Linked DNA regions of Mus musculus: regions 2, 3 and 4 are each linked to region 1. Evidence: chromatin loops called from intact Hi-C (ENCODE). Cell type or tissue: heart. All regions are shown on one strand. Links, peaks and the distances in the headings refer to the core of each region. The heading gives the core; the rest is flanking DNA.

The links. Peaks named below come from ENCODE experiments on the same cell type or tissue, not always from the same donor. Only the 100,000 strongest peaks of a DNase experiment are listed, where the experiment ranks them.
Region 2: it touches region 1 in a loop (10-fold over the local background); 3 of 42 quality-filtered maps call a loop at or near these places.
Region 3: a loop joins it to region 1, with 4 times the contacts of the local background. A loop is called at or near these places in 19 of 42 quality-filtered maps.
Region 4: it touches region 1 in a loop (8-fold over the local background); 30 of 42 quality-filtered maps call a loop at or near these places.

What each region holds. Positions count from the first base shown.
Region 1 is chr7:28,442,598-28,449,953 of GRCm38, reverse strand. It overlaps Gmfg (glia maturation factor, gamma), which reads right to left. Exons shown (of 7, transcript NM_001039192.2): 4 at 6,685-6,734; 5 at 5,019-5,101; 6 at 3,964-4,037; 7 at 1,724-3,582. The coding sequence ends at 3,511. Among named protein-coding and RNA genes, the nearest start is that of Gmfg, 5.3 kb to the right of the region's middle. In heart, for the core only: a CTCF peak has its summit at 3,335 (motif pointing left); DNase peaks (open chromatin) are centred at 3,303 and 5,173; H3K27ac peaks cover 270 bases; H3K27me3 peaks cover 1,156 bases.
Region 2 is chr7:28,564,813-28,572,168 of GRCm38, reverse strand. It overlaps Pak4 (p21 (RAC1) activated kinase 4), which reads left to right. Exons shown (of 10, transcript NM_027470.3): 2 at 2,303-2,376; 3 at 3,871-4,135; 4 at 6,898-7,356. The coding sequence starts at 3,932. Among named protein-coding and RNA genes, the nearest start is that of Mir7049, 7.5 kb to the right of the region's middle. In heart, for the core only: a CTCF peak has its summit at 3,758 (motif pointing left); DNase peaks (open chromatin) are centred at 1,458 and 3,728; H3K27ac peaks cover 1,391 bases.
Region 3 is chr7:28,722,207-28,729,562 of GRCm38, reverse strand. It overlaps Fbxo17 (F-box protein 17), which reads right to left. Exons shown (of 7, transcript NM_015796.2): 2 at 4,836-4,948. Among named protein-coding and RNA genes, the nearest start is that of Fbxo17, 9.1 kb to the right of the region's middle. In heart, for the core only: CTCF peaks have their summits at 1,785 (motif pointing right), 2,715 (motif pointing right) and 5,139 (motif pointing left); no DNase peak of the experiment used is centred there; H3K4me3 peaks cover 277 bases.
Region 4 is chr7:28,527,890-28,535,245 of GRCm38, reverse strand. It overlaps the pseudogene Gm19880. Among named protein-coding and RNA genes, the nearest start is that of Ifnl3, 8.7 kb to the right of the region's middle. In heart, for the core only: no CTCF peak of the experiment used is centred there; no DNase peak of the experiment used is centred there.

The sequences.
Region 1 (7,356 bases), core at 1,188-6,187:
AAATGGCTCATTTGTTAAGAGTGCTGATTGCCACTGCAGAGCACCCAGGTTCAAGTCCCAGCACCTATGTGTGGTGGCTTACAATTGTCTGTAATTCCAGTCCCAGGGGATCTAGCATCTTCTTCTGACCTCCACACGCACCAGAAATGCACATAGTGTGCAGACACACAGGCAGGAAAAACACTCACATGGACAAAATAATTTTAAAAAGAAAGAAAAGCCAGGTGATGGTGCCTCCTGCCTTTAATCCCAGCACTCAGGAGGCAGAGGCAGGCTGATCTCTGAGTTCGGGTAGGGAGCTGGAGAGATGGTCAGCGGTTAAGAGCACTCACTGGCTGCTCTTCCAGAGGACCCTGGTTCAATTCCCAGCACCCACATAGAGGCTCACAACTGTAACTCTAGTTACAGGGCACCAGACACCCTCACCCAGACATGTGTGCAGGTAAAACACCAAGGCACATAAAAGAAAAATAAATAAATTATTAAAAACAACGATAAAACAATAAAAATAAGGTGAGCCACTCCTGAGAAACAACACCTGAAGTTGACCTCTGCCTTACACACACACACACACACACACACACACTCACATGTGTGCACACGTAGCACACATAATGAAGTAGGAGAAGACCTGCAGCAAACAAACGAGACAGATGTAGCACTGATTCTAGGGCATTCAATTACGAAGGCTCTCCTCTGACTATCCCTATTTTACAGATGAGAACCACTGAGGCAGAGAGGTCTAGTCACTTGCCCAGGGTCACACAGTAATAAATGGCAGCATAGCATGTGCATGAAGAGGAAGCACACATAAGCATCCAAAAGAGGGGTGACATTGTCCCTGGACTGGAGGTGTGGGCAGAGGGGAAGGTAACAGGAACACATAATGGATAATGAGTGAAGAGCCTACGATGCAGAGGTAATTGAAAGAACTAACCCGAGCCCTACTTCCTGCAACACATCTTCCAACCTCATGACCTCATGACCTAGCCTATAATTCCTCACCTAGGCCCTACCCCCAATTCTGGCCCCACCTGCTTGCTGCCTCTTTTTTTTTTTTTTTGGTTTTTTGAGACAGGGTTTCTCTGTGTAGCCCTGGCTGTCCTTGAACTCACTCTGTAGACCAGGCTGACTTCAAACTCAGAAATCCGCCTGCCTCAGCCTCCCAAGTGCTGGGATTAAAGGCATGTGCCACTACTGCCAGGGCTACCTGCTGCCTCTTAAGCCCTGCCCTAAAGCACAAATCTAGCTCTGTATGGCAACCTGGCCCAGAATTTGCTGTGTAAACCAACCTGGCCTTGAACTCAGAGATATCTGCGGGCCTCTGCCTCTCAAGTGTTGGGAGTAAAGGCGTGCGCCACCACGCCCAACCTGAAACTCAGGATTCTTACTCTTCTTTGGTTTTTCCAGATTAGGATTTCTCAGTAGCTTTAGCTGTCCTGGAACTCACTTTATAGACCAGACTGGCCTCCAGTCCACAGAGATCCGCCTGCCTGTGCCTTCCAGGTGCTGGGATTGCAGTCATACCCGATCACTGCACCTCCTCCACCACCACCACCACCACCACCACCACCACCACCACCACCACCACCACCCACTTCGAGACTTAATTATAGTATTTATCCTAGGTTCCACCCACAAGTCTAAGCCCCACCCACTAATGCCTAAGCCACACTCTGCATTTTTGCCTTCCTGCCCAAAGAATACACACACACACACACACACACACAAATACAATGTAATAAAATACATCAAAATTTTAAAAAGTAAATAAATAAGTTAACATCAGGGTGCTGGTACTTCTTAAAAGACTGAACCCATCGAACCACCCCTCCGCCCCTTTGGTTAGTCTTTGCTTTCCAGATTTGCTCTTGATTGGGCGAGTCACCTACATGGTCCTTTCTGATTGGGTTATTTGCAGTTCTACCCGAAAAGCCAGTTCAACTCTGAAGGATAGTGAGGATGGAGGGGGAAAAGAAATGGCTGTTGAGTTCTTGCATAAAAAAACCATAGTGTGGTCTTTGGGCCTGGGATAGTCTATGGCTTCACCTTCTGTGCCTCGGTTTCTTTGTCTTCAGAGTGAGGTTAATTAAACTATGCCCGTATGGTGCCCACAGATCCTTGACTCGTAGGAAGCGCTCAGTGGGAGAGTTAGCTGTTATGCATTTGAGGTTGTGACTGTTGTGACAAGTTCCATGATCTCGGCAAGCCAGCGGCGGTTGCTTGGCCTCGATGCCTCTTCTTATCCCCAGACCTCTCTTTCCCACCTCCAGCCATTGGGAACTGAGGCTGTGATCAGAAGAAACATAGGTGGGGTGGAGCCTCTAGCAGGGCGGAGACAGCTTGATCCACATGTCCCAGAACATGGAAAGCTAAGGGCATTTCTCCATAGCCCAGTTTAGAGATATTCTATGCAGAACTTCTCGACAAGGGTTTGTCTTGACTGGGGATAAAAGAACACGGATTGAAGGGGGGAAGAATCTGAAGGCTGAGAGGGAGAGGCAGGGTTAGAATTCCCTTTTAGGCTCGTCTAAGAGCACCAGGGTTGGGGGAGGGACAGCCCAGGCCCAAGGTCACTGTGTCATTGTTACCATGGCAACGGCCACCTCTCAACGGGGAACCTGGAAAGAGGTGGAGGGAGGGAGTTCCAGGGGCCTTGGGTGTGAGGATTGAGGAGCCATGGGAGACACTGGGAGAAGCAGAGAAAGTATGATTCATCTTTGTGGTGACTGCCCATCTCAGAGCCCTGTATGGCTTGGGTGCTCAACACATGTCCTTCAAAGAGAAACAGAGGTTTGAGAAAATTCAATGCCCTGATGTGCCAAGAAAAAAGAAAGAAAAAGAAAAAAGGCTAGCGTATAGGGAGTATCCTTTCCCTGACTCTTCAAGCCCTCTGGGGCTCACTGAGAGTTCTGAATTCTCTCTCCCCACAGTCCTGGGCCTTCAAGCTTAGCAAAACCTCAAAACATCCATCCCTCAGCATCCTCCTGAGTGCCTGAAGCAATTACATTTTGATCTTTTGACATCTTTTGGCCTTTAAATTCTTCCTATCTGAGGGCTGAGAAAAGTAGCATTTGGCGCCAAAGATGCCTTCTTGTCCCAGAGCGGGGGAAACAGGTGGAGAAAAAGGGTGCCCGCGCTCTCCTCTCGAGGGTCTTTATCCCCTTAGGCGTGACCCTTCATTGATTCAAACATTTCTCCAAATTCCTTAAGGGGACCCAGGCCACCTTCCATCCAAGGAAACCCCATAGTCCCCCCTCCCTTGGTTTCTGAGAAACAGGTGTCTGTTCTCCTGGGACCAGCTTGGTTTCGCTGGAAACGTCCGCCCCCTCCCGGCCAAAGTTGGAACTGTAGGGACTGTCCGGCGGCACCAACAAAGAGGCTCAGATTTTGCAGATACCATGTCGTTATTAAGTTCCTGAAATTTTAACCTTTATTTCGCTCTTGGATGTTCATATCCTATCAATCTGAGCCTTCAGAAGTAAGGATTCCAAATCCCTGGCTCAAAGGTCAACGAAAGAAAGCTAACTTTTCCTTAAGCCAGGTCTCGGTGAGGTCGTCTGTGGTGCGGATTTCAAACACCTGGATAAAGAGCAATCGGCATTATGATCCAATGAGGATTCCTAACCCCCTAGGAATCAGGAGTCCAGATTCCAGCCATCCTCCTCCAAACCCAGGAGTCCGTACCCCAGTCCTCCTACTAGAAACCCAGGAGTCACCCTCCTACTTTGTTTGTCAAGAAGCCCTCCTGCTTCAAATCCAGAAATCCCAGCCTCCATATCCCTCCTTTCTCAGACCTTGGAGTCCAGGCCCATCCCACTTCCCTCAGACCTGAGGATCTAGGCCCAGCCTTTCTCTCTGGGGTCTAGAATTTACCCCCAGCCCACCAACCCCAGGGGTCCAGCCCCTGGCTCCCTCCCTCAGACCCTCAGGTTGCCCAGCCCCTCCAGAGCCCCTCCGGACCTTGGTAAGCTCCGCCGTCTGCACCAGCCTGTTTTTACTTCCTGCGTACATCATCTGTTGTTCAGGCTTGCAGCCTGTGTGAGAAAGGGAGATGGATGTGGTGGGGAACGCGACATAACTGGTAAAGCTCTAGGAATGTCCAGTAGGCACAGAAGGTCCTTGGAGGAGGACCTTGAAAGTCATCCGTCCTCAAGAGTTTCTACATTTGTTTGGGAGCTTCAAGTGATAGTGAGGGTCTCTGGGAGAAGAGTCAGAAGCCTGTCAGGGATTTCCAGGTAACATGAACAGGATTCCATGAGTTCTTGACGAATCTAAATGCCTGCCTTCACTTCTCAGCTCCCACGTACAACGCACCCACCCACACACACATTCACATGATTACTCTTTTTTTTTTTCTTTTCCTTAGACAGGGTCTCGCTATGTAGCCAAGATTGATCTTGAACTCACTGTGTAGACAAGACTGGCCTTGATTTCACAAAGATCTGCTTGCCCCTGCCTCCTGAGTGCTGGAATTAACAGCTTGAGCCACCATGCCTGCCTGCCCGACTTGTTCAGATTAGTTGTCGTTTAGTCGGGCCTGGCATCAGCTTCCCAAGTTCTGTGCTGAGATCACAGTTAGAGCATGACCATGCCTGGCTATGGTGTGTGTGCGTGTGCGTGTGTGTGTGTGTGTGTGTGTGTGCGTGTGTGTGTGTGTGTTTAGGGAGAGTTGTTTGAGACAGAGTCTCTATGTAGCTCTGGCTGTCCTGGGACTTGCTATTCACACCAGGCTGATCTCAAATTCACAGAGATCTGCATGCCTCTGCCTCCTGTGTGCTGGTTTTAGAAGGTGTGTGCCACCATACCTGGTTACTATTGACACCTCCACAGTGACACACACACACATTCACACTCACTCACACACTCACAAACGCACACTCATAACACAGCCATGCACACTCAACACACTCTACATTCACATTCACAAACACACACCCAACACACACAGACACACACTCACAAACACTCTCTCTCTCACACACACTGCTCCAGAGAATCTAAGACACTGTCCTCACCCACGGGGCTGGAGAAGATGAAGCACAAAGGATAGGACACCCTGCCGTCATCATGCACGTACTTGTAGCTGTAGACCACAAACCTACGGAAGAGAACGAGACCTGAGAAGCTGCGCGATCGATGCTCTGAGTTCACATCCTTAAATCTGGGGCTAGGCCCGGGACTTCCCTATCCCAGCAATGGGCCCTGAGGGCTGGCTCAGCAGTTGCATGCTGGGTGCCTGACCCAGGAGCTGGAACTGCATGTGAGCCAAGGTGCTAAGTGCCACAATCTGATCGATTGGACTTCACAGAAAAGACAAACTGTAAGATAAAACTCTAAACAAAATCAGCATCGAACCCCTTCTGGGAGGGGAGGTCCCCTTCTGGGCCCTGGCTCTTTGCAGTTGTCAAAAGTCCCTTTCTTTTGGGGTCTGAGTCAGGATGAAAGATGTGAACAGACCAATTTGAGTCAGGCAGAGTGGCACAGGCCTCTGATGCCAGTACTCAGAAGGCTAGAGCAGGAGGATGGAAATCAGACATTAGAGCATAGAGCTGTAATCCCAAGTGCTTGCGAGGCAGAGGTGAAACGATTGGGAATCCAGGGCTGTTCTTGGGTGTATATTGAGTTCAGAGCCAACCTGGTATACAGGAGACTGCGTTTCAAAGAAACAAGAGGGTCTAGAGAGATGTCTCTGGGGTTGGGTACTTTTTGTTCTTAGGTAGGGGCTGCAGGTCAGTTTCCCAGGACCCAGTGTCAGGTGGCTCCCATAGACACACGCACATAAATAATAAATTAAGTCCTCTTTTAAAAGGGGAAGTGCTGGAAGAGATATTTCAGCAGTTAAGAACCATTGTTGCTCTTACAGAGGACTGGGTTCAGGTTCACAAAGTTGCTCACAATGCTCTGTCACTCCGATTCTAGGGGATCCAAAACCCTCTTCTGGTTTCTATGGACATGAAGTGCATAGACATGCATGAAAACATGCATACTCATAAATTAAAAAAAAAAAAAAAAACCTTTTTTGAGACAGGAGCTCACTATCTTGGTTGCCCTGGAACTGTCTTTGTAGACTAGGCTGGCCTCGAACTCACAGAGATCCAACTGCCTCTGCCTCCCAAGTGCTGGGATTAAAGGTGCATGCTACCACCACCTGTCCTTAAATTTTTTAAAATGCTCTCCTGATTTGTCTACCCCTTAAAAAATTATTGGTATAAGAGGTGAAAAGATGTCTCAGTTTTTAGAAGCCCTTGCTGCTCTTGCAGAGGACCTAGGATCCATTCCCAAGCCCCACGTGGTAGCTTAGTACTCCAGTCACAGGAGATCTATGATGTCTTCTGACCTATGCAGGCACCAGGCACGTATGTGGTAGCTTAGTACTCCAGTCACAGGAGATCTATGATGTCTTCTGACCTATGCAGGCACCAGGCACGTATGTGGTACATAGTCATAGCTGCAGGCAAAATACTCACGGACATAAAACAAATAAATGGCTCTTTAACATACTAGTGAAAATTCTGCAATAAAATAATATTATATCAACAAAAGTTTCTAGACTATGACTTCTTGGCTTCAAACACAGAGATCTTGAGCCCATAAAGAGAACTAGAGCCCAACAGTCCCCCAGTTTATAGGTCTGTCACCCCCTACCCATATTCCCCCACTCTACCCCTTCCCCCCATATACCTGGGCTGTCTCTCTGGCAATTCCAACTTAAGTTCTTCTGGGGAGATGTTCTGAGGCAGAGAGAAAGAGACAGGGAACAAACAAATGACTGTCATTTGGTTTATTAAATGATCACTTAAAAACATGCAGAGACATTTTGCTAAGAAGAAGTGCATGTGGACTCATTGAGATTTCTCAGAACCCTTATGGGAAGGTCTTATTATGCCCACTTTGACAGCTACAGAAACTGAGGTCCGGCAGTGTCAAGGGACTTGCCCCACATTGCACAAGATAGTAAATGCCAGAGTTCCGATTTGAATCTGCATTCCCATGGTAACCGCTTTAGTATACTTCCTTTTAGGGGGCCTAAGGGAGCTTAGCTCTTCCTGGTCAATACCCTTCTCTGCCAAACAGACTTAGCTCCAGCAGGAAGGAAGGAAGGCTGTTGCAGACGGCAAAGCCACAGTGGGAGGTTTATCCAGTTATATAGGGTTGCTAGTGGCTTTGGGCTACCTTATCTAAAATGAAAACTTTTTTTTTTTTTTTTAAGCTCTAGGACCTGGCTCTACAGGCAAGAGCTCTGTACAGTTGTCCTCCCAACCTTTTCTTTTTATTTAACTCCTGTGCTGGCTAGTTTGTGTCAACTTGACACAAGCTATAGTCATTCAAGGGGAGAGAACCGCTATTGAGAAA
Region 2 (7,356 bases), core at 1,203-6,202, 120 kb before region 1:
GCTTGTGTTGGTGACTCTCCAGGGCCGCAGGCTCCTTCATAGTGAGCATGTCAGCTCTAGAACCCCATGGCGTACATTGGTGGGGGGACAGGGTTTCAGGCATCGTTTCTGGGACCAGCTTGTCTCACCAGAGATCCTGGGAGGAGGTCCAGGAAACCCATTTCTGGGGCAGGCTGGGGTAGGAGGTGAAGTCCAGCACAGGAGAGGAAAGATAAGGTGTGGGCCTGGCAGGTAGAAGCATCATGGGGGCCCAGACTAGCTGCACACAGTGCAAGCTAGTAAGAGGCCAGCCTGTTGTGTTCACCTTCCTGGGTCAAACCTTGGCAACCTCTGACTGGTTGGGTGCCTGGACAAAGGAGTCTGTTTCCACACCAGACAATTGGGATAAGGTGCCTCCATTGTAGGGCTGTGCGTATATCACAGGGCTGAGCATCATTGGCTGGATCTGCGCCAGAAGCAGGGGCCATAGGCCCTGGGAGAAGTGGCCTACTCTCATGTCTGCTCTGGCTTTGCCCATGACAAGTGAGAACCTTACTTAGGGCATGGGGCTCACAGTGGCTCTCCTGCTGGGTCAGGAACAAAGGGTGAGAGATACTGGGACAGTGCTTCTAAGAGAGGTGGCACACAGTAGGTGCACATTCCTGCTGGCTACTGTTCTCATGTAACTAGCATTGAGGATTTACTGCCTAAGCGTCAGTAAGAGTTGGCTCTGAGCCAGACCTTCAGTGCCTTGCTTGTTTTTCCTGTGACTCCTTATAAAAGCTGCTGGAAGCAGCTTCTGTCGTCACCCTCCCAACAAGAGGAAACTGAGGCATAAGAGTGGAGTCTTTCCCTAGGGTCACTCATTGAGCTTCCTGGCATGAGCTGTGGGCTGGGTCTTCACAGATATAGAAATCAGGGCATATAGTGCTAGCTAACTGTCAGCTGGGGGTTGAGGCTTGGGCTGCAGGGCTCTGAAATTCTGAGCTGGCCTGGGAGACCCATCCCAGCCACGAGATGCCTAAAAGGGCCTGGGTGGGGCCTACACCAGGTCATTATAAACACCAGTTCCTCTGTTTGTCCTTCCCTCCATATGCTGCCCAGAGGAAAGGGGTGGCCCAGGCAAATATCCGGAGGTGTGCCCTTCCGCCCCTTCTCCTGCAGGGTCACAAGTGGCTGCAGTATGCAAGGTGGCTTGGGGCTTATGGGTGGGGGTAGGGGTCTGTGTGGGGGAGCATGGAAAGGCACTGCTGAAAGCTCTCCCACCTTTTCCATTCTGAGCGCTTCCCTATGCTTAGTGAGTGGTCACATGCACTACCACCCCCTATACTGCCAAATCTGGGAGCTGCTTTGGGGCTCCCTCGGTGTGGGAGGTGGGAACTGAGAGTAGAGCCAAGAGTTCAGGGTGGATAGCAAGCTAGACACGGAGGACAGGGAGCCGCAGGTCGCAGCACAGGCTCCACGCTGTGCCAGGCAGCACAAGGTGTGGCACTGTTAGAGTTGTAGAGACAGGCGTAGCGCCAAGGAGGGCTGGGTAGCCCTGGTGCAGAGGTCGGGGTGCTGGGACAGGCTGGACAGGAAAGGCTGGGAGGAGGGCAGCATGTTGCAGTGCTGGTTCTGAGGCAGAGAAGGCTGGAAGCCAGAGGTGCCCATTCTGCCCTAGCTGTCCCAACCCTCAGCCACAACCCCTGGACTTGGATCAAGCAAAGAAACTAAACCAGCTGGGAAAGTCCTGTCCAGGCCCGGGGCTGGCCACCTGCTGGCCCCTTGGGACCAGTTGAGACAGGTTGGCTGCTGCGTCCCCACCTGCCTCTCTCTTGGCTTGGCTGCCAAACCGGTTTCCCTGGCTGGCTGCCCATTAATGTCCTTCTTGTAGGCTGAGCCAGTGACTCCCAAGAAAGAGAGCCATGCCTGGAGAAGAAGAGAGCTGCCCCCTGGACACTTGTCTGTAGCCACTTCCCCAGCAGAGTCTCACTGGGGCTGGGTGCTGGTTCTGTGTCTGCCCACCACCCTGCCAGGTACTGAAGAGCCAGGTGGGACAAAGATGAAAGTCCTCTGACACCCTTTGGTCCTTTGGGCCTTCACTCCTGAAGCCTCCTATAGGAAGCCTCCCTTAGCACACCTGCCATCCTTCCGTGGTTGGTAGCACTTTGTGGGCCCAGTCCCTACCAGTGTACACTGTCACTACCTAGGGACCGTCTGCCCCAGGTAGACCCTAGTGGGTCATAGGCTGTCTAGGTTGTTCTCGTGTCCGACTATCAGCCAGAGTAGAGTGGGTGTTAGTGATTGAATGACTGATAGATCTTTTCTTCCTGTCTTACAGATGAGTAACTCAAAGCCTCAGGAGGAGACGTCACCCACGCAAAGGTGCTTCTAGCCCAGCCAGCTTCAGACCAGGTCTGTCGGACTCCAGGCTCTTCCCACAGGGCCTGTCTCTCCAGCATAAGGGGCTGGTCCCAGGCAGGGAGGGGCTCAGTTGCTTCATCACCCAGGACTCAGGTAGTGAGAGGCAGAGGATTGTTGGGAGGCTGCCTAGTGTCCCTCATTGCTTGATCCTCTGTGGGGTGCCACCATCATCCTGTCCTTCAGCTAGGATGGACCCCAGGGCCTCCCGCCTACTCTGCAGTTCTCTGCTGCTGAGCTGCAGCCCCAGACCTTTTTATCATTTTATTTTGAGACAATTTCACCACGTTGATCAGAATAGCCTGAATCCACTCTATCTCGGCAGAGCTTTGAGCTTGCCATCCTCCTGCCTCCTGAGTAGCTGGGATTGCGGCTACTGAGCCTGTGCTCCTGGCTCATCTTTTGATTCTTTGTTGTTGTTGTTGTTGTTGTTGTAACTGTTGTTATTTATTTTTAATTTACTTTTTAAAAATGGTTATTAGTCTTTAAAGTTTATGTGTATGAGTGTTTTTGCCTGCATGTATGTCTGTGCACCACATGTGTTGCTAATGTCCTTGAAAGTCAGAGGGTGTCGTATCCCTTAGAAGTGGAGTTATGTCCAGTTGTGAGCTCCCATGTGGAAACTGACCCCAGGTCCCCTAGAAGAGCAGCCAGTGCTCTTACCTGCTGGGCTTTCTCTCCAGCTCCCCACTCCCTTTTTGAGATAGGCTCTAACTAGCCTAGAACTCACTTATGTAGACCAGACTGGCCTTGAACACACAGAAATCCACATGGCTCTGCCTTCGAGTATTGGGACTAAAGTGGTATGTCACCATGCCTGGCTCACCCTTGGGTTCCTGACTGGCCTTTCCTGGGTATTTATATAGTACCCAGCTGAAGACCCAGGCCCTAGAGACAGGAGAATGTCCCAGTGTGGAGAGGCATTCCATTTGTCTGTAGCCAATGGCTGGGGTGGCCAGACTAGAGGTGGGGACTGCTCACTGGTGCCCAGAGGTGGGACTAGGGAGACTATGGATGGGCGGGTGTAGGCACTGCTATCATTACTGGGGTTGGAGGGAGACAAGAGGCACTACACATAGGAATAGCAGCAGGTTCCCCGAAGGTGAGGGCATCTGAAGGTGAAGTGATGGCCAGCAGGCTGTGTTAAACACAGGAAGGGGAACTGGAGGAGGGGAGGGAGGGAGCTCCTGGGATGATAGGCAAGGGGAACTGCCTGTGCAAAGGCCCTGCAGTATGAAAGCTGCTGTGAAGGTGATGGGCCACAAGGAGCTGTGGCTCTGAAGAGAGGACAGCTGGGCTGACCCTCTAGTTGCTCAAGAGGAACCCACAAAAATAGCTGCTCAGAGGGCCCAGGAAGAGTCTGCTGCCCCCTGCTGGTATATGAGATATCTGCTGAACCAGCCAGGGCAGAAGCAAAGAATTGGAGAAGGTTTGAGTGACAGATGACCTGCCACTGATCCCACCTCCCTTGGTGCTTCCTTCCTACAGGTGCCTGTAAGAACTCAAGCCACCCCACTGTTCACAAACTCTGTGCTAAGGCCCTGGAACCATGTTTGGAAAGAAGAAGAAGCGGGTGGAGATCTCAGCCCCATCCAACTTCGAGCACCGTGTACACACAGGCTTTGATCAGCATGAGCAGAAGTTCACAGGGCTGCCCCGCCAGTGGCAGAGCCTGATTGAGGAATCAGCACGCAGACCCAAGCCCCTGATCGACCCTGCCTGCATCACGTCCATCCAGCCTGGAGCCCCCAAGGTAGCCATCACCACACCACTTTAGCCCACAGCCCATACTGCCAGAATGGCCCAGCCCTTCAATTGCTCCTGGCTTCTTTGCAGAACCTCCCACCTCTGTAGCCCAGTGGTCGGCCTTCCACCTGCCAGTACAATCCTGGAAGGTCAGCTTCTGACTTCCACTCCTGCCCCAACACCACAACACTACACATTCAACCTTGGTCTCCCAGTGCTTCATGACATGGGAGACAACATGGGAGTGCTCCCAGACAACATCCGGGCTTGGCTAGGGGATGCCTAAGCTGCATTCCAAGGTCCAGGAGCAGCTGAGGCAGATGGGAGCAGGGCAGCAGCCATTCAGTCTTATCATCCTGAGCAAATTGTCAGTTGGAGTGAGACTTGAGGTTTAGATCCAAGATCCTCACACTTCCCCCGCCCCCGTGTACAATGTGAGAATTGTGGTCTCACTGCCTAGGCAGGAACTACAGCCTTGCAGGCCTAGTGGTAAGAGTGCCCCAGCTGGACTCATGCCATGGGTGGTGGGACCCAGAGGAGTACAGCCAGACGTGTCCCCACTTGGTGGAGTTGGGCGTGCCTATGGTCAGCAGGCTGGGTACCCGGCCCTGCAGCTGATTCATCCTCTCCCAGTGACCAGCCAGGGTCTGGCAGGAGAGAGGCAGCGTCATCAGGGCACCCACAGCCGTGGTGCTTGGGTGGAGGCTGGGCTCTTTCTGGTTATTTCTGTGGCCCCGTAGGGTCATGTGAGAGCTTTGACTTCTCTCTGTTGCCTAGAAAGCCCCTCTTGTCATCTGAATCTGTATGGGCTTTTCATGCCCCAGGCCAGCTGGAAGCCAGTAGCAACTGGTTATGAAGTAGGCCCCTCCATAGTCCCCAGACAACCCACCCTAAACACTCCCATGACCCAATGAGCTTTGTGGTCATTTCTCACACATTGTGTGTCCCCAAAATTTCACCACTGCTCTATGCACCCTTGTGTTTCCACACCTTTCCACAGTCCTGCCAGGGGAAGGACACTTGTCCTAATTCCCGTGCAGGCAGGCACCTTAGCTGGGACTGCCTAGATGACAAGCTTCCTGACCACTGACTCAGGTTCTAATAGCAGAGCCTGGCAGGTAGCCCCTGAAGGAAAAAAGAAATGAAAAAGGTAAACATGCCTGCTCCTAGGTGTGGTGGAGGAGGTTATTGTGGGTATGAGGGAGAGCACAGCCAGAGGCAGGGGCATCTGGAAGAGGCCAGAGTGGACATGACTCTGAGCCAGGTGAGGAGAGGGGGAGGGAAGAGCCAGGAGGCCAGGAGGGTAAAAGGCAGCAGAGTCAGCGCAGCCAAAATGGCTGGATTATATAGGGAAAGGCAGCTGGGGGAAGGCAGTCCAGGGGGAAGCAGTGGATGCCGGAAAGAAAGACCCTGTAACAGGTAGGGACTGAGGGATGCTGGGAAATGCTAGAGGCCTGGTCTGCTTTGATATGTCAAATAGGCACCTCAGCCATTTGTCCTGGGTTTGAAACCTAACATCCATCTTTCTTGACTCCCTGGACAAGGCCAGGCTTTCAGGCAGACAGCCAGGGCCCACAAGAGGCTGGGACCACAGCATGCCATTAGGAGCCTTATGGACTCCAGGTCGTTCCCGGGAGCTCAGTATAAACTCAGCCTCAGAGACTATCCAGGCAACTCCCCACCTCTCCTTCTTGCCTTCCTCCTCCCTTCCTTCCTTCTTTTGCAAAGTACCTTGTTCTTGGTGTGGACTCTGATCTAGGTCCAAGACCTGGTAGGCTGTGAATGGTAGAACAAGTGCTCAGCCCCGGGAAGGCCACAGGGTAAAGCAGCATCCTGGGCTCACAGCCTAGTCCGCTGCAGCAGGCCTACAACCCTGGTTCTCAACCTGTGGGTCACGACCCACATAGTGGATATTTACATTACAATTCATAACAGTAGCAGACCACAGTTATGAAGTGGCAATGAAATAATTTTGTGTTTAGGGTCATCACAGCATGAGGAATGGTCGCAGCATTAGAAAGGCTGAGAACCACTGTTCTAGAAGAAAAAAGGAAAGAGCCGGAGACTTGTGGGCTGGCATTTAAACTAGGGGTTAGCAAGTCCTCAGAGAAGGAGGTTTTGATCAGAGACCTCTGGGAGGGGAGTGGGACAGCCATGGAGACATTTGGGAGATGTAGGGCAGGGCAAAGAGCTGATGGACACACATCCAGTGTATTGGAGGAACCGCCTGATGTGCCCAGTGCTCAGGAGGAGCCAAGAAGACCACACCTCAGTGGGGCAGGGAGAGTGGAGGCTTGGTGGTTCAGGGCATGTTTCAGTTGACGCTTGCCACACAGCTCCCAAGCCTCCTAGCTTTAGGCTGTGGGCTTTCTATTCTGCGCCACATCCTCTGCCCTAGGGGATCAGAGCTGCGTGGTTTGAGGGTTAATGATGCTGGCAGCCTGCAGGGGAGGAAGTGCTGAGCCAAGCGGCCTGTAATTTGCAGCTCTTGGGGGCTGATTATAGGCTGAGTTCTCCTCCCTCACCCTAGTCCACAGGGCAGAGCTTGCTGCCAGGCTGGGAGCCAAGGAAAGTCAAGAGGCACTTGTTGGGGGAGCACCAGAGTGGGTGGTGGGCGTGACAGCAGCTCCTGGGGCTCCCACCCATCATCACAGGCTATCACCTCACCTGTCTCTGTCTTGTTTCTGTGTTGTATTGTCTTTCCTGTGTCGGATGCACGACCTGTGTCCCCTCCTTCCTGGCCCTACCCTGCCATTGCCTGGACCCCAGACCATCGTTCGGGGCAGCAAAGGTGCCAAGGATGGGGCTCTCACTCTGCTGCTTGACGAATTTGAGAACATGTCGGTGACGCGCTCCAACTCCCTACGCAGAGAGAGTCCACCACCACCTGCCCGTGCCCACCAGGAGAATGGAATGCTGGAGGAGCGGGCAGCCCCGGCCAGAATGGCCCCTGACAAAGCTGGAAGCAGAGCCCGGGCCACAGGCCACAGTGAGGCAGGCAGTGGCAGTGGTGACAGACGGCGGGTGGGGCCAGAGAAAAGGCCCAAATCTTCGAGGGATGGTCCAGGAGGACCCCAGGAGGCCTCCCGCGATAAGCGCCCACTCTCTGGGCCTGATGTCAGCACTCCTCAGCCTGGCAGTCTGACCAGCGGGACAAAACTAGCAGCTGGCAGGCCCTTTAACACATACCCACGGGCTGACACGGACCACCCACCCCGCGGTGCCCAG
Region 3 (7,356 bases), core at 793-5,792, 280 kb before region 1:
CCTTCCCTCCCTCCCTCCCTCCCTCCCTCCCTCCCTTCCTCCCTCCCTCTCTTCCTTTTTTCTTTCCTTCCTTCCTTCCCCTCACCCCCAAGACAGGATTTCATGTAGCCCAGGATACTCTCAAACTTGCTATGTAGCCAAGGCTGACCTTGAACTCCATCAGCCTTCACCTCCCACGTGCCGGTATTATAGGTATGTATCACCATGCCCAGATGGTGAACCTTTTCTAAGCACGCTGTAACGTCAAGGTCCTCAATGACTGCAGTGATGCAAGGTGAGTGTTCTCTGCTGTAGCCATCAGCAGCGTTTCGCTGTCGTCACCTAGGTTCTAGGAACCTTCTCATTCTAGGCTTCTACCGGGGTTCCTCACTGGAGGCTGCTCTGATGGCCTGTCAGAGATGACCTTTGAACCTTAGTCCTCATCAGCTGTCACCTGCACCACCACCATCTCCTGGCTCTGTGCTTCCTTCCTCGTAAGCACTCAGGTAGGGGAAACACTTGGGTCAGGTGCTGTCCTGTGCAGCTCAGAACCCTCCACAACTCCCCGTTCTCAAGCTAATGGCAGACTCCTCTCTGAGGGCCGTAAGGTTTCACACTATCTGCCCACTGTCTCTCTGTTCTCCTCTCACTCAGGTATTCACTTAAAGGTGGCCACGTCTCTGAGCCTTTCCCTGGCTGCCTCCTTTATAATTGTGAGGCCTCACCACCAAACTACTCCCCCCCTTTTTTAAACTTTTCTCTAAAAAAAATTTCTTTTTCTTGCCAAGTGTGGTGGCCTAGACCTTTAATCTCAGTGCTCCTGAGGTAGAGGTAGACAGATCTCTGTGAGCTTGCACCATCCTACTTTACACAGTGGGGTCCAGACCAGCTAGGGACTCAAGAAGAAAAGGAGGAGGAAGAGGACAGACAGACAAATGGGGCTGAACCAATGGACCAGGGGACAATAGCACTCACTTCTCTAGTAGAGGACTGATTCAATTTCCCAGCACCTACATTGTGGGTCACAACTGCTCTAACTCCAGTTTCAGGGGATCTGACACCCTCTCCTAGCTTCTGAGGGCACCATGCATACGCGTGTTACACAGAAAAAGAAGAGGGGTAGGGGGCCTGCAAGACTGAGCCAAGCAAAGCTTGAATCCTGTCTGCTGCATGTAGGAACTCCAGGTCTCTCTGTGGGGATGCCCATGGTACATCGCTCCCACAATCTGGAGGCTAAATGTCAATCACTGGCTGAGACCAGTTTGGGTGGGGGAAATCAGATACTGTCTGCTTGTCACTCAGCTACTGGTAAGAGAGTCTGAGCTGCATGTTTGTTGGCTGGTTATTTTTGGTTGGCATGGTAACTGGGGATGCTGCTAACATTCCATCTGCAAAAACCTATGACTGTACATTCCAAAAAGGACTATGATGATGGTACTTGCTCTCTGACACGTAACTCCATCAGTCTGCGAGTCACAAGGCCTCAGTCACTGGAGAAGTGGCACTGCCAAGGGATTTTCCAGGTGGCAGTCTAAAAATGCCTCTGACTCCCTGTAGAGTCACGATCCCTCTTGGGAGTCCTAGATCGTTGCTAGGTAGTTAACAACTGGCTAGGTGGGGGTCGGAGGGTGGGAAGACTAATGTTTATAGCCTTGGTTGTTGCCTGGGGTATGAATCACACAATTACACTGCCCAGCTGAGGCCCCAGGGCTGTGAAGTTGGAAAGAGATACGCGCAGTTTATCCACTTGAGCTGGTGCAAGCTGGCCCCAGCACATCCCGGCCGGTGCCAGCTGCTGACATTTCAGCTGGCCACTTGAGGGTGCTGTGCTGAAGACAGCAGGGATTGGCCAGCTGGTTTAGCATTCCCAACACGGGGACCAACATAAAAGCCATCATCCTGTGACCCAGACTCCTCTTCCATTTTGTAGCAATGACATATGAGACCCCTGAGTGTGGGCCAGTTGGCTGAGTTCAGTTAGTTCCCAGAGCATTAAAACAACATCATTATTTATGCAACCATCTATCTTTGTCCTCCCACTCCAAATCCAAGGTGTTTTTGTTTGTTTGTTTGTTTTTTACCTTTTTAAAGGGGTGTGCATGCATGGGTGCAGGCATGTTTGAGAGAGAGAGAGAGAGAGAGAGAGAGAGACTATGTATTCCTGGCTGCCCTGGAACTTGCTAAATAAACAATGCTGTTAATTCACAGAGATCCACCTGCTTCTGCCTTGGGAGGGCTGGGATTAAAAAGTGCTTGGCTTTTTAAAAGTTTTTCTTTTCTTTTCTTTCCTTTTTTTTTTTTTTGGTTTTTCGAGACAGGGTTTCTCTGTATAGCCCTGGCTGTCCTGGAACTCACCCGGCTTTTTCTTTCTTTTTTTTTTTTTTTATAATTACATCAATTTCAATTCTCTTCTTTCGACATGTGGATCACGGGGGATCGAACTCAGGTCGTCACGTGTGTCACCAGGCACCTTTACCCACTGAGCCTTGTCAGCCCTCAAGTATTCTAGAATCCGATGGTAGTTTTTGTTTTTGTTGATGTTGTTATACAGGGTCTCACTCTAGTGCAAGTCGGATTAGAATATGCCCTAGCCTTAAGCTTTCTAGGATCACGGCACTGAACTGCTGTAGAACAGGTCAATGAACCATTTATTGAACTAATATTAGGCCTTTAAAAAAAGGCCTTGAAGTCTTTTTTTCCTCTGATGGCTACCACGATGCTACAGGTTTCCAGTAGGGGGCGCTGGAGGAGCGTGGCAGGCGGCTGGGCTTCTCTGCGGCATGCGCCTGCAGGCTCTGACGCATCTATGGCATCACCAGGATTCTCCAGCGCCTGGCTCCTGCCACGTGTGGCTGGCACTACCATCTCGCTCCAGACACTTTTCTGTATGCGTTTTTGTGTGGCCTCCGACTGGATATGCACTTCCGGTAAAGCCAATTCCAGCCTGGGGCTGCTGTCTTTTTAATTGTTCTTCCTTTTGATTTCTTTTTTTCTGTTCCTTTAAATGTTTACCTTTAACACTTGTTTATATAGTGCGTGTTGTGTGCATGTAGATGCACTTATGCTAAAGCATGTGTGTGCAATCAGAGGAAAGTTTGCAGGTGGTAGTTCGTCCCTTCTACCCAGTAGTTTCTGAGGATGAACTCAGGTTGTCCAGCTTGCTGGCAAGTGCCTTCCCCGTGAGCTATCTCAGTGGCTCTTCTTGGTGTTTTTGAAGTAGGTTCTAGGCAGCCAAGGCTGGCCTTGAACTTCTTATCCTTCTGTCTTTATCTCCCAAGTGACGGGATTAAGGCTGTATGGCACCTCATTCAACTCATTTTTCACTCCCTCCATAATTTCCTGTTCCCCTCCTCCCTTTCCTCCCTCCTTTCCTTCCTTCCATTTCTTAGTAATGGTCTCCCTATGTTGCTCAGGCTGGCCTTGAACTACCGGGCTTAAATTACCCTCTTGACTCAGTTTCCCAGGTAGCAAAGAATACAGACATGTGCTTAGGCACACACACACACATATAATATAAGATGATGTTTTAAAAATAATTATTTTATGTGAATAAATGTCTTGCCTGCACGGATGTAATGAGTGCACCACATTTGTGTCTGGTGCCTGAGACACAAGTCATCCGAGGGCATTGGGTTTCCTAGAAAAGACATTAATCATGATTGTGACCATGTCAGTCCTAAACAGGAGCAGAAGGTGCTATTAATTACTGAGACATCTTTCCAGTTCCCAAAATGATGTTTTAAGTGTGTGTGTGTGTATGTGTGTGCATGTGTGTGTGTGTGTGTGTGTATGTGTGTGCATGTGTGTGTGTGTGTGCGCACATATAGAGATAAGTGGACAGCTTGCAGGCGCTGGTTCTCTCCTGCAACACGGGCTCTGGGGATGAAACTCAGGCTTGGTGGCAAGTATCTTTACTGGCTGAAATGTAATAAGAGTTTTGGTTTCTTTGAAAACACAGAAGCACTATGGGAATATGGTTTCCTTTCACTCCCAGGTGTAGCCTATGGCGCTGCTTCAGACTGTCTTTAGCAGCTGGCTACAATTTGCCTCGTGCTCTCGCAGGGGTGTGATTTTTGCCATCAGCAGATAGTTTTTGTGACTGTATGACATTTGGAATTCTGGGGAGTTATCAGAGGGCATATGAAAGCCGAGAGCAGGGGTGGGTTGTTTGCTGTTGTCTGCTGTTGCTTGTTGTTGGTTACTGTTTGTTAAGTAGTTGTAAGGGAAGAAGAAAACAAGAAGAAACAAGATATCCTGACAGTGAAGATCAAATTTGCCCCAAGGAACTCAATGCCCCTAATCAGCAGGAAGTAGTCTAACTATAAGTGCCCCCTTTCCTTTCTTTCCCTTTTCCCTCTCCTATTGAAAGTTAGGGGGTTGAAAGGTAGAGAAGAGTGGAAGAAAGAACTCACAAAGTAGCTAAAGACAGGCTACACTGAAACACCTTGCCAGCCTGTTTGTTTTCTTTGTTTTGTATTGGTTTTCCTGAGACAGTCTTACTATTGTTGGTCTTACAGCCTGGGCCTAAGTGCAGAGATCACAGGTCTGTGCCCTTGATCTCAAGAGATCGGCCTGTCTCTCTCTACCTCCCAACCACTGAGTCGCTCCTGTTACTCTTCATAGCTCTGAGACATCAACAATCATGGTTCCAATGACTACGTGATTCCAGGCTCCTGATTGGTCTCTGGTTGACACATACCACTCAGTCCCTGAATCTGGCTTCTTCCTTCCAAACAAACAGCTAACAGCAGATCATCCACATAGTTGGATGGAGCCATCAGCTCCACTCCCCTTTTCTTGCTGAGTCATATGTCAGTGACCAGATGAACCACAATCTGTTTGTTTTATCCACTCACCTTGATGGGCACTTGAGCTGCTCCCCACTTGGAGCTGTTATGAATGAAGCTGCTATGATTGTTCATGTATGAAGGTCTATGTAGGCACAGGTTGCATTCTCTTGAGTAAATACCTAGGAATGGAATTATTGGGTCATAAAGTAAGTATGTATTTCACTGTACAACAAAACAGTCAAGAGGGTTGGAAATATGACTCAGTGGCTTGGAAAGATGACTCAGTGGCTGCTCTTCCAGAGGATCTGGGTTCAATTCCCAGCACCCACTTGGTAATTCACAACCACCTGTAACTTCATTTCCAGGGTATCTGATGCCCTCTTCTGGCCTATACGGGTACTGTAATCATGTGGCACACATACATACATGCAAGTTAAACACCCATACACATTTAAAATTAATTAAACTTAAATAAACCTTAGTTAAAAAAAAATCCATTGTGTTGGCCAGCCAGTGATGGTCTGGGGCATGGCTCAGAGGTAGAGTGTTGGCCCAGCCTGCCCATGACTATGGAGTCATACAGGGCCCCATAAGGAAATAAAGAGAAATTAAAGCTTTTAGTATAAAGGGAAGCTTAAGATGGCTGTAAGTTTATGTATATGGGCCACAAAATGAAGGGGAGGAGAGATAAGGGAATTTAATCAGTTAACAGCTGCAGGCAAAACCAATAGAAAATCATTCTGTGTTCAAAACAAAACAAAACAAACAAGCAAACAAAAAACATTTGCTGTGCATGAGTGTGCATGCTGTAGTGTGTAGGTGTGGAAGTTGCATGACAACTGGGGGAGTCTGATGCCTCCTTCCGGCACACAGGGTCTTTACCTGCTGAGCCCCCCACCCCCTGCTTCCATTCTGCATTTTTTCCAGACAGGGTTTCTCTGTATAACAGCCCTGGCTATCCTAAATTCGATTTGTAGACTAGGCTGGCCTAGAACTCATTTGCCTCTGCCTCCCCAGTGCTGGGGTTAAAGGCGTGAGGCACCAAGCCTGGAGTATTCTGCATTCTTTAATGTTTTCATATCCCTGGCTGGCCTAGAGCTTCTGCATACAGTAGGAACTTGGAATTTAAGGTACATGTTAGTAGACAGTACTCTCTACAATGGATAATTCAAACTCTGGGCACTGTAGCATGTTGCTTAGAGTTCCCCCAACCCAGTAACAACCTAGGACTTCTTAGGATGGTATCCCAACCCTAAACTTTCCATTCACCATTGTCTGCCTGTTTAGAGCCAGAGAAGATTCCAGAAGGCTTTTGTGCGCATGCTTGCACTAGCCTTGTAGCTGGTAGTTATGAAATTCATACCGGGACCAGTCCTGCCCTGGCTAACAACCACAACAACTCAACAAGCACATATATTACACACAGCCCTCCACCTTAGAAGTTTCTATGTGTTTTGTACTTTGCTGTGCTGGCGATCCAGCCCAGGACCTTGCACCTGCTGGGACATCTAGACCAGGGAACTCTGGCCACACCCTCAGCCTCCCAAGAATTCTGACTGAACAGAAAAATCTAAGAAAATCAAAACTATGACTGCAGGTTTTTGTTTGTTTGTTTCATAAACTACAAGAGAAAGGAATAAAGCTAGTTTTGGCTCCTGAAGAAACAAAGCCAAAATAAAACATGGAGTCCTCTGTCTTGGCAGTATTAGGCATTCTCACAGGGGCCATTACTGGACAAAGATTACCTTTTCTACAAATGGTGCTGGGATGATTGGAAATTATTTTTTAAAAGGTTTATGTATTTATTTTATGTATATAAGTACACTGTAGCTGTCTTCAGACACACCAGAAGAGGGCATCAGATCTCATTATGGATGGCTGTGAGCCACCGCATGGTTGCTGGAATTTGAACTCAGTACCTTTGGAAGAGCAGTCAGTGCTCTTAACCACTGAGCCATCTCTCCAGCCTGAAATAACTTTATTTTATTTGTTTGTTTGTTTGTTTGTTTGTTTTTCAAGACAGGGTATCTCTGTGTAGCCTTGGCTGTCCTGGAACTCACTCTGTAGACCAGGCTGGCCTCTACCTATAGAGATCTGCCTGCCTCTGTCTCTGCCTCCTGAGTGCTGGGATTAAAGGCATACGCCACCACCATCTGACTGGAAATGACATTAATTTTTTTTAAGATTTATTTATTTATTATATGTGAGTACACTGTAGCTGTCTTCAGACACTCCGGAAGAGGGTGTTAGATCTTGTTACGGATGGTTGTGAGCCACCATGTGGTTGCTGGGATTTGAACTCAGGACCTTCGGAAGAGTAGTCGGTGCTCTTAACCGCTGAGCCATCTCACCAGCCCATGACATTAATTTTTTTAATTTAATTATTTTATGTGTATGAATGACCCTGCATGTATATCTGTGCCCCATAAGTATGCAGTACCGTGGAGGCCTGAAGAGGGCGACGTAACCCCAAGACCAATGCTCTAACTGATTGGCTACTTCTCCAACCCCAAGGAACCTATAGAAGGTTTAAGGAAGTGTGGGTGGGCTTTAAGGTTTTGTAGGTTTTTTTTTTCTCTCTTCCTGT
Region 4 (7,356 bases), core at 950-5,949, 86 kb before region 1:
ACCCACTTTATGACAAGTCAGTTTCACTTAAATCAGGACTGTCCAACAAGAACATTGCTAGCCATTCATGATCTGAATTTGGTGTATGAATTAAATTATGGTATACATTAAAAGCCATGAGACATTTGTTTTGTAATAAATAAGGCAGTGGAATTACTCATTAGCAGCCTTTTTAAGATAAGCTATTAGGTCTTTCTTTTCTCCCGTCTTCTTGATTCCAGCGAAGATCATTTTTGTTCCAGGGATGTACTTTTGGGATTCTCTAAATACTCCATCAAGGAGGGTGTCCTCTCCCCAGGTGATGCCTCTGTTCTTGCTGGCATCTGTGTAAGAGAATCCAGCAGCCTGACCTGTCTTCTGCCCAAACAGACCCTGGAGATTTGGTCCAGTCTTATGCTTGCCTCCCTTTCTCACAGTGTGGCACTGGGCACACCTCTGAACAAAAATCTTCTTGCCTTTTTCAACATCACCCATTTTTAATTTGCTCCGGGCTGGTCAACACCAGGAATGTTCGGACTCGAAGACAGACGTCCTGCTCTCCAGCCCAAGGACACGCCGGCCTGCACCTATGTCTCTTTTTTTCTTTTTAAAAATTTCCATGATACGCTTTGATTAGTAAAAGAAACCCTCTTTTTAGATCTCACAACCTTGATTCGACATTTTTCCAGCAGCCCAGAGAAAAGGAGACATGTGACACCACCCCTGGGAGAAAAGGGAATGTGTCTCATTCAGAGTAATCATTGTACATGAATGCCATTATGGATGGCACAGGGTTTAAATGACAAAGCTGGAGCAGGAAGATGGCTCAGACAGGAAAGTGCTTGCTGACGATCTAAGTTCCATTCTTGGAACCCAACCACACATGGTGGAAGGAAAGAGTCCTAACGGTGTCCTTTGACATCCACAGACGTTGTCATGGAGTGTACACTCCCACGCACAAACATATGCTCACACACAAATGAAATACACACAACGTACATATGAAGCCGGGTGTGGTGGCATACACCTTTAAACCCAACACTGAGGAGGCAGAGTTCTAGGCTAGCCTGGTCTACATAGTGAGTTCTAGGCCAGCCAGGGCTACACAGAGAAACCCTGTCTCAAAGTGTACGGGTGCACTAGAGAGACAGCTCAGATGCTGAGAGCACCTGCTGCTGCTCTTCATGACAACCCTGGTTCAATTCCCAGCATCCAATTGGCAGGTGACAGCATCTGCAACTACAGTCCCAGGGGATGTGGCCCACTCTGTTAAAAATGCACATGTGTGGTTACAGACATACATACAGGCAGGACACACATACACATAAAACAAAGTAAAAGGAAAAAAGGTTTGTCTTTGTTTTAAACGAAAGATTCTATTTGTTTGCTTTTATTTTATGTGCGTTGGTGTTTTGCCTGCTTGTACGTCTGTGTGAGAGTGTCTAAGCCCTGGAACTGGAGTTGCAGACAGTTGTGAGCTGCTGAGTGGGTGCTGGGAATTGAACCCTGATCCTCCAGAAGAGCAGTGAGTGCCTTTAACTGCTGAGCCATCTCTCCAGCCCCAAAAAGTTTTGTTTTTTTTAAATGTAAAAGAAAATGTTGAATGTGTTTCACGCAGACAGAAAAACATGCAAATCAGCCCTGAGCACGCCAGGCCATGGGTAGCCACGATTGCTGAGGGATGGCAGGTACCCTGGGGACTTGTTTCCTCAGTCACTCATTGCTTAACCAAGGGGACAGACCCTGAGAACTATGTCCTGGAGTTGTGCAAATATCACAGGTTGCTCACACGACTGTATTTTTTCAGATCGGGTCTCTTACTGAAGCTGGAGCTCACCACCATGGAGGTCACTGTGTCTGGTCAGTGACCTTCAGGGAGCTGCCTGTGTCTCTCTGCCCCTTCTTCCTCCCCCCAGCACCGATGTCACAGAGCACCAACGTCACAAGGCACCGCCATCACCTAGCTTTCTACTCATGCCCTCAAATTTGTGCAACAAGCACGTTTCCCACTAAGCTATTTCCCCAGTTCTCATGTTTTGTTTTTCAGACAGGACCTCATAGCCCCGGCTGGCCTCAAACTCACTATGTAGTTGAAGCTGGCCTCAAAGTCCTGATCCTCCCGCCTCTGCCTCAACTGCTGGGATGATAGTTGTAAGCTATTAAGCTGGATCTTGGAGGGCGTCCATGTGTGCGAAGGAAGAGACTCTCAGGCCTCTGCTCCTGTGATAACTAGTTCACTCCCACTCAGCCACCTTCAGCCATTCGTGATGGTGACACAGTCATGACGTTGCCACCTCTCACAGGCCTCGCCTCGCAATACTGTTGGTGTGACAGATTTCCACAGGAGTTTTGAAACCACTGCAGATGGCAGCTGTTGGGGTAGGGATCTCTCAGGAGAAATATCACAGACACGGCTGTCATCCCGTAGTCGGTTTTGATGGCTCGGGTAGGTTAAAATTCATTTTGATTGGAAGCAATAGAAACCCACTCAAACTAGCTTAAGTGGGGGGATGTGTACTATAAGGGGAAAGGATGTGTTAGAGACTCTGACAGAAACATTTTGGCACTGACTTGTAAAGTTGAATATATGCAGGTTCCAGAAGTCAGTAACTATACTCAGGTCGGTCACGAAGAACCCTCGCATGGCACAGGAGAGGAGAACCGACGCACATCAGTTAATCCTAGCACTTGGAGTAGAGGCTGCCGGATCAGGGGTTCGAGACCAGCCCTAACTCCACAGTGAATTCAGCAGGGGCAGAGAAGATCTCCTAGCCTCCCAAACTAAGAAACAAACTTTTTTTTTTCTTGCCTCTAGTTTTACTTCTCATCCAGTGCTGAGGAGTGGGCTGGACCCAAGGTAGCACACGTGCATTGTATTGTAAACCATTCTTTGTAAACCACCCACTTTGGAACCACAGATAGTTGGAAGATGGCTTGAGACATTGCTGCAGGCCCAAAACTACGGGGAGTTGCTACGGAAGAACACAGACACATGCCGGAGTCATCCCCCAGACACACAGACTGGGCTCTGTGACCCAGATGTGGCCTCACTCCGGACAGCTCATTAGCTCCAGCTGTTAACTGCTGCTGCCGTCACAAGTGGGGACAGATCCCGTGATGTGGCTGTCAGAATCCCTTATGATACTCTCAGCCATTCTTTCATGTTCAGCCTTTCCCTCTCCCTCATTATTGTGTGTGTGTGTGTGTGTGTGTGTGTGTGTGTGTATGCGTGTCTGTCTGTCTCACTGTTGTTATAGAATAGGCCTCAGAACAGAACAGCTCTTATTTTTTAATTATTTATTTTTATTTTATTATTATTTTTTTTTTGTTTTTTGTTTTTTCGAGACAGGTTTTCTCTGTATAGCCCTGGCTGTCCTGGAACTCACTCTGTAGACCAGGCTGGCCTCGAACTCAGAAATCCACCTGCCTCTGCCTCTCAAGTGCTGGGATTAAAGGCATGAGCCATGACTGCCTGGTTTATTTTTATTTTTATTTTTTATTTTTTTGTTTCTGTTTTTTCGAGACAGGGTTTCTCTGTATAGCCCTGGCTGTCCTGGAGCTCACTTTGTAGACCAGGTTGGCCTTGAACTCAGAAATCCGCCTGCCTCTGCCTCCCGAGTGCTGGGATTAAAGGCGTGCGCCACCACACCCGGCTTATTTTTATTTATATGAGTACACTGTAGCTGTCTTCAGACACACCAGAAGAGGGCATCGGATCCCATTACAGATGGTTGTGAGCCACCATGTGGTTGCTGGGAATTGAACTCAGGACCTCTGGAAGAGCAATCAGTGTTCTTAACTGCTGAGCCATCTCTCCAGCCTAACAGCTCTTATTTTTATCAGAGCCATTGTGGCTACGCAAAGACACCCTCAAGGTCAGACTTGTTCGGCCAGCAAGATGGCTTAGTGGGTAAAGTGTTTGTCCCCAAGCTTAATGACTAAGCTTGTGCCCTGGGACCCACATGGTTGAAAGAGAGACATGACTCACACAAGTGGTCCTCTTACCTCCACACACACAAGCTAAATTACTATATTATGATATAATATAATATAATATAATATAATACAATATAATACAATATAAAAAATACAGAGCAAGCCAAGCATAATAGCATTTAACCCCAGCATTCAGGAGGTAGAGGCAGGAGGATTACCAAGTATTCCAGGCTGGTCTGATCTACTTGGTGAGTTCTAGATCAGCCAGGGCTACACAGTGAGAACCTGTCTCAAAAATTAGTTAATCAATTACCATTGGAAAGAGACCAGGCCTGTTGACTGTAGACCTTCCCCCAGGGAAGGAGAGTGTGGAGGCCATTAGGTCCCTGCCTGAGATTCCAGCTGCTCCCTCCTGCATACCCCTCCCTTGTCAGTATGGAATCTGTCAAGTGCTCTCATGACCTTGTCTCAGGAGGTTTTTAGAATACATAGAGTATGAAAAGTAGCTAAAGAGGGGGTCTTCACCTGTAGGAAGATGTATGTCACCCTTCTATGTGGGGTGACACTCTGTCAGGAAGGCAGCTTGGGGATCGGATCACCTATGATCTCTTTAATCCCAAGAAACATATTGGCTCCCCAAATTGGACTTTGGTCTGTTGTTGGTGTCCCATCTTGGAGAAGCAAATGTTGTTTCTATCCTGAGTGAAAAGTTCACTTAAGACATATACACACACATACACACATATACATACATACACATACATACATACATACATACATACATACATACACATAACACACATATACACATATGTCCCGACCCACAGGACAGTCGAACAGGGACTTGAGGGGACACCTGGAAGAGAATGGGGGACAAAGGAACACAAAGAACAAGCAAGACAAGCGGTTCTGTTCAAGCTGACAAATTTTTATTTTTCCCACACAGGTTATATACTCATAGGAGCAGGAAGGGTGGGTGGAGGGGGGTCACTTTGTCTCTGGGTAATGCACCTATTCCCAGGAACAGGATATTGACTGGGTAAACAGTTCAGCAGGAAGATCAGAACAGAATGGGTTATCAGGCACCTATCCACAAGACTTATAGCTATTTGTTCTTGCCTGACTTCAGGATCTATGTCTATTTGTACTCAGCTGGGCTAGTGCTTTCCCACAAAGGCCAAGACTTTGTAAGTAAGCACTTATGGCTGACAAGGCAGTTAACATTCAAACAGGGTCGCTCCCAACACACATACATATGCACACGCATAAACACATTCATATTCATGCATACATATACACACATACATATATACCCATGTACATACTCATATATACACACTCATACATATATGTATATATACATATATACACACATATACATACTTACATATGCACATATGCATACACACAGTCATGTACACACATTTATATACGCATGTACACATACATACATACACACATATATATATATACACACACACTGAAGTTGAGGAAGTTCTCCAGTGTTACATGTGTTTACACAGTCATGACACAAACAAGCTCGATGTCACACAGATATACTTGTCACTGTTCGGTTCTCAAGAGTCTAGGGTCATAAGTATAAGCATCTGGGGAGCTTTGCAAGCGGTAGAGACCTGGATCCAGCAACCCTGGGCAGGAAAGGCTGCCATAAAACCTAAGCCCCTGGAGTAACAGGCAACAGAATTCAAGACATACATTTCAGGTCACAGTGGAGCAAGGGAAAATGGTTAAAAATGACAGAGACCTCCAGGCAGCCGAGGGTTTCCTTTGAGGACAGGGCTGGCTCAGGGCCTGCTGGGGCTCAGGGCTCCCAGGCACTGCAGATCCTAGTCCTGTCCCCAGACTCACCTTGCTCTGGGCCTCCTGGAGCCTGTGCATCTAGGAAAAGAGATGGTGGTTCCGTAGGTAGAAAATGAGAGCTCTGAGCGTGAGCTATGGCAGAGGAAGGAAGCTCTACTGGGTAAAGCCGAGACACGGTGACCCAGGGCTCAGGATTTTTACTGTTCCAGAAGTGGTTGTCATGCAGAGTTGGAAGGGGCCAGTGCATGTCTGTGACGGCTTGAATCTGAAATGTGCCTGGTGCTGAGAACCAAAACCAGGTCCCCTGTAAGAGCAACCTCTGTGTCTGGGGGTGATACCTGCCTAGCTCCTGCCTCCCTCTCTGCTTTTCTGGTCTTCTGTGATGTGAACAGGCTGGACGACATGCTGCTACTGCCCCCAAATGAATTGATCTGATATGTTGCCCTTTCCACAAGAGTGGGAGGGGCTGGGTTTGGGGAGTTCAAAGTGGGGGATTAGGGACTGGGGGGCTAAAAACCCTGAATCTGCACACCAAAACAAAGCCTTGTTTCTTTAAGTTGTCTCTATCCAGAATAGTGGTCACAGCGACATAAATTAGTGAATGAAAGGATATCGCCCAACTCCCTGCTTCCCAGGACCTTCATAGCCTTGGCCATCTCAGACTGCAAGGCTACGGGGCACCTCTACACCGGGGCAAGGAGACAGACACAGGTGAGGGTTCCAGATGAGAACAGCTGTTGGGAGGAAAGAAAACAAACAAACAAACAAACAAACACCCAGGGACCGGGTAGGAGGAGCAGAGGAGAGGGCACCAGCCTGGTCAGGGAGGGAACAGGTAGGAGCGAGAAGATTGGGGGTGGGGTGGGGAATGAGAGAAGCAACTGTGCATGGCCAACAGAGGGCAGAGTTGAAGCTAACTTCAACTCACCCGAAGCTGCCGCAGAACCCCAGGCTCTGGGAAAGGGAAAAGCCACACGTGACAGCGCCCACTCTTGTTGAAGGGTGAGGACACAGATTAGCCCCCGCAGGGAGAGAGGTGACTATTATCCCATGCAGAAGGGAGGAAGGTTCACCCTTGCAGAGAAGTGAAGGTTAAGCCCTTGCAGAAAGGGTATAGATTAGCACCCACAGGAAGCATGAAGTTAGCTCCAAAATGCCCTGCATCCCTTGGATAAACCTGCCTCGCATTGGGAGCCTCTAGTTTCATAGTCCTCTTCAGCTTCAAAGCGTGGAGACCCTCAGCTCCATCTGGAATCTCAGCCTGGCCTGGGTTCCACCCTGCCAGGTCATCTGGGCAGGGCAGCGGAGGTGAGAGGAGAAAAAAGGTGTGAGGGGTGAGGTCTGTACCCGCCGCCAGGGGGAGCCTCAGGCTGTGGAAGGCCAGAGCCGGTCGGGGCCGGCTGACGTCAGAGAAAAGGAAACTGCCAGCAAACCTCACTATGACCTGTGGGAAGGTCGCATTCACTACAGGGCCATCCTTGGTTTGAGCTAAGGAGGAGAACGTGGATGCCGGGACGGGAGAGTGTGTGGTAGGACTTGACTTCCCACATCATGCCAAATGGGGGAGCTTGTTGGACACCCAGAAAATGTTTCTTGAAAGTAAGGTACTCAAAGAAAGAT